Regions from separate parts of the Mus musculus genome. Here region 2 is linked to region 1. Evidence: chromatin loops called from intact Hi-C (ENCODE). Cell type or tissue: left cerebral cortex. All regions are shown on one strand.

What was found. Hi-C counts contacts between places; a loop is a spot of excess contacts. Peaks named below come from ENCODE experiments on the same cell type or tissue, not always from the same donor. Only the 100,000 strongest peaks of a DNase experiment are listed, where the experiment ranks them.
Region 2: a loop joins it to region 1, with 26 times the contacts of the local background. A loop is called at or near these places in 4 of 42 quality-filtered maps.

What each region holds. Positions count from the first base shown.
Region 1 is chr5:63,497,677-63,500,176 of GRCm38, forward strand. No RefSeq gene overlaps it. Among named protein-coding and RNA genes, the nearest start is that of Gm30837, 130 kb to the right of the region's middle. In left cerebral cortex, no CTCF peak of the experiment used is centred here; a DNase peak (open chromatin) is centred at 1,499; H3K27ac peaks cover 1,966 bases.
Region 2 is chr5:63,097,129-63,099,628 of GRCm38, forward strand. No RefSeq gene overlaps it. Among named protein-coding and RNA genes, the nearest start is that of Dthd1, 290 kb to the left of the region's middle. In left cerebral cortex, no CTCF peak of the experiment used is centred here; a DNase peak (open chromatin) is centred at 1,208; H3K27ac peaks cover 2,007 bases.

The DNA.
Region 1 (2,500 bases):
CACTAGGTCAGAGCCCCCATGGCCCCAAATACCTCTCAAAGACCTCACAACTTTTCATTGTTAAAGTAGAAATTATAGATGTACCACATTTAAATCAGCCTAGCAGCTTTTGGTCTTCTTCCTGGTGAGCTTGCATGGTCTCTCACTCTCCTGCTTAATCCCTGCTTCCTATTTTTTTCTTTCTTTCTCCATGGCTGCATCCCAGTATATGCCCTCATAGGCATTAGTTTCCATCTTTTTACACTTTCTAAATGGCTTATGGCACATTAACTCTTGCATTGGCACATTATCATCAATGAATTCCACTACAGCAAACATTTGTGAGTCACAATTGGGAAGCCTGAACCATCCAAACAGCTGTGTGTTTAGGAAGACACCTGTGATGGCTTGGGTGGGAACTCTTTATCCAAGACTTGAGTTTTAAGACCTGGTCCCCAGCTGATGGTGTTATTTTAGGAGATTCTGGAAACTTTAGGAGGAAAGGCTGTATGAAATATATAAGTAGGCATGTGTTAATACTATATCTTGCGTGTCTTCTCTCCGCTTGTCTATCTGCTTCCTGTCCACCAAAGCTGAGTTGCTTCTGTCTCATTCTTTGTCATTTATTTATATGTTAGATTGTATATGTGATTGTATTGAGAAACAGTCTCAGTCTGGAGCCCAAATTGATCTGGAATTTACTAGTCAGCCCAGGCTGGCCACTGACTGTCACATGTTCTCGTGACCATGTTGTCTTTTCTACATGCCTAAAGCCCAGACTCCAAAACCTGGGAACTATGGACTTGAATTTCTGCCCCTCTGAGTTAAACAAAGCCCCTACTCCTTAGGTTGTCTCTCTTGGGGTTTTGTCCACAGCGATAGAAACATCTGACTAATGTATCAAGAGAGACCAAAGCCCTCTTCATAGTTTTTCATGCTGTTGGTCCTCCCTGTAACAAATGCCAGTTACCATTTTATTATCCATAGAGGAACAGAACAAGCTATTCTATGCTGTGAAGTAAATAAAATTATTTTAGGTATTGTGCTGAGTGACTTACACATATAATTTCATTTTGTTCATAACATTTCCATTGGGAATACACTGTTATTAAGTCCCTTTTCCAGATGAAAAAAACTGAAGAATGATGAATTTAAAGATATCTCTCGAGGTGACATACCTCCTAAGTATTTAAAAAGTTGTTTGAATTGGGTTAAATCCATCCTTAAACACAACTCTGTTCTGTTTCTTCCTGAGCTGCAGGCAAGAAATTCCAAGATTCATTCCAACAACTAAGTCAGTTCCCTATCTTAGGAGCTGAAGATAGTGAAGGCAAACACTTGAGTCCTACCATAACAAGAAATGAAGCAGAAGTATTCCTAACCAGATGGTAGTCACATCACCCCTCCATGGGGAATTGTAATCTGTGAGGTGCAGTGGGCAGGGCATGGGCCTTGGTGTCAGACATACTTGGGTTTCAGTCTTCCTACTTCCATTTAGAATCTGGGCAATTTAACTTAAGCAAGTTCTTTAAATTCCCTGTGCATCTCTCCCCATGTTCCCATCTGTGCCTTGGAGATTATAATAGCTACATCAACGAGCTGTTATGAGAATTGCAGGGTGTAAAGTATCCAAGTGTCTGGAAGATAGTGAGTAGGCACTCAAATGTTCAGTATTTCCATTTGCCTCCCTTGTTGGAAAGAGAAGAGCAGACTATCTAAATATCCCTGCATGGTTCCTTCAACAGAGAACAGAAACCTGAACAAAAGCACACACAGACTCCTATTTTTTTTTTTTTTTAGGAAAATGAAACATAAACCTCTAACGTTGCTAAAAGCAAAGGTTAAAACAGCAAAGAAAGTAGTATATGGAGGAAGCACACTAGAGTAGGCTTCAAGAATCGGGGAACAGGAGTTCTAATGCAGAGTCCACCACAAATGACTGTGATGCTTTTCTCTCTGACCTGCAGCATTCCATCTGAAAAGGGGCAGGTTGAATCTGATGGTAGCTTTGTCCCATCCACATGGAATTTTGAATTCTCATGGTACCTTGTTCTATCTGAGCAGAAATAGGACTAGACAGTCAAATTGATCTACAAACTAAGAATAGATCCAAGATTCTCAGTGAAGCCAACGAAGGGATGAAATAAATGTTTTTTTCTGAGCAAAGTTCTGTTCGATGGTGGCCAGGGCAAGAGCTCTTAAGTGGGGCAGCCAGGCATTCTAATGTACTCTTTACTGCTTATTCAATGTGTCGTTCACACAGGACACCATGGTCTCCTTAAAATGTTCCCTGATCAATAAAATGAAAATAACTTTTTCCCATCGAGTTTGTATTAGCTTTCTTTCTATCACTGTCATAAAACACTATAACTGAGGAAATTTATAAAAGAAAATCCATAATTGGGCTTACAGTTTGGAGGATTAGAATCAAGGATGGCAGAGCAACAGTGTTGGCAACAGAACAGCTGAGAGCTCACGTCTCACAAGCAGGAGGCAGAAGGGCGAGAGCCTGAACTTGCTT
Region 2 (2,500 bases), 400 kb before region 1:
TCCCAAAAGCATCCTCCTGAAAAGGCAGACATTTGATCTGAATATGGAAAACAGAATTTTGACGTTTGAGTGAGAGTCACCTATCTTTTATTTACATTATTCGAGAAGAATGAAGAGAAAGTCCAATTTGAAGAAAATTGTGGCAGCTGGTTTCTTTACTTGGATTTTTTAAAAATTCCTTTGTAGTTACATGCACAGATAATTTCCCTTAATGAATCATAGGTACTCAAATACAGATAAAAATTATCTACCTGCAGGATAAAAATTCCTTGATTCCCTGAGCATCAATGTTGAAAATTTCAGTCTATCTATTGTGCTAATAACACTCTGCTTTGTGATAACAGTTACTTCAGGGGGAAAAGTTGGTGTCATAGTGATGAAGAAGAAAAGGGCTTGGGGGAAGCTCAACATTTCTTTGCAGAAAATGTCTTAGTAAATAACACAAAATACCAAAGTGCAATAGAGTCTCTGACTTTTGATAGGGTTCCTGATGCATTTAAAGTTCAAGTGCAAAGAGGGAACTAAGAAGTTTTTCTAGACTCTGAGTTCTCAAATGTCAATGATTTTGCACCCTGCCTCACAGCATGGAGGCAAAAGCATCTCTTCTGTGTCTGTAGACATTTTGATTACACAAAAAGGATAGCTGGCTTCTATACGTAGAATGCAGAGTAATGATAAAAATACTGCACAATCCAGGATGGTCCCTCAGAATGAAGTGTTAGCTAGCCCTTAACAGTGTCCATTTGATAACTTATGTTCTAGACTAATACCTCCACATAAGATATATAAATCTAAGCTCCAGCCAGCCAGGGCACATCCATGTCTCACAACAGGGAAGAAATGAGAAACTCCATCCTTGTCTCAAAGGCACAGTACATTTGTCTCTGATTAACCAAACAATCAAACTGTAGGGATGGTGTGGGTCCTTAAGAAATCCAAGAAGCCACTGTGTCACACAACCAATCACTAATTTTATAGGGATACTAAACCTCATTGTGGAAACTAACAAAGAGATGCCACAAAAAAAATGAGACTCGGGAAAGAGAAGTACTTATGAGCTTTATAAACTACATTTCCCACAAGAAACAGAACACTAGAAGAAGGAGCCTTATCCTGGGATAAAAATAAAACTCATATGAGCCTTGGAGAAGTTGAATCACCCACTCTTTGGCACCTAAAATTTCACTTGGCCTAACAGCATCTGTAGTGTGTTTTTTTTAAATGCTAGTCAGATTTCATTGTTCCCATGCTTAAAACTCACCAGTGGCTTCTCATTGCATCCCCAGAAAAGGCTCTTACTTTTCTCAGTGCCTGGCAAGTACCTACTAGATCTGCCTATTCCAGACTCTTTAACTTGCTTTCCACTCATCTGTCTTTTGTCTCTGTCTCAGGACTTAAACAAATTCTTTCCTCTAAAAGAAATATGAATTCTCTAGGAAATGTCATGCTTTGTTCTTTCTTATCACTCATTTAGACCTTGATAAGTCCACAGTTCAGGAAAAAAAGGGTTAGGCCACCTAGAGTTATCCCTGGGAATGGAGAGATAGCTCAAGAGTTAAGAGTTCTTATTGTTCTCAGAGAACCTGGGCTCATTGTTTTGTAGGTATGTGGCTCCTCTGGGCTTCTTGAATGCTTGCACACATGCGGTGCACAGAAACTCATGTAGGCACAAAAACACACACACAAATTAATAATTATAATAAATATAATCTTTAAAATGACTATATGATTACTTATCACAGCCCTCAATTTCTTTCAGAACACTGAGAAAATGGCTTATTTAGTAATGATTAATCTATTGGGTTTTAGCATTTGCTAGAGTATAATTTCAAGTTGGGCAGGGTGCTTCCTTCTTGTTCAAAAACTCAAAGTATCTAGAGAAGCCTATCATGCTTGGCATAACTCAGAACCACCAAAGCCAACAGTTACCATGAAATGAATGGAAGATCCTTAATACAGGAGAATCAGATATTGGAAATGAGGCAAAGTGGCCTGAAGAAATTCTATTTCTAAAAGTAAAAATAATGAAAAATTAAGGGTTACATTTTCAGGATGCATGTTTAGTCAATTCTGAAATGACAGCTTGACACAAACATTGTGTAGCTGTGAATAACAAAGCATAAAGGGGTTGTAGAAATAAATAGCTTAATTGGTAAAGTGCTTGACTTGCTAGCAAGAGGACCTGAGTTTGATTCTCACAGTAGTGATATCATGCAATTGTAAGGCCCCCACAATAGAGGCAGAGGCAGGTGGACATTGGGGCTTGATCAGCCAACCAGATAATCTATTTTACAAATTTTATGACCATTAGAGACACCATTTAACAAAGTAAAATAAGGATGAATCTTGCAATACACCTGAGGTTGGCATACACATTCATGGCTGCACACATGTACACACACAGACACAACCTGAACACAAATCATACACACAAACATTCACACACACAGAGTCAATGATCCTGCTATATTCAGTGATTTGGTGCTTACATTTCTTGTTA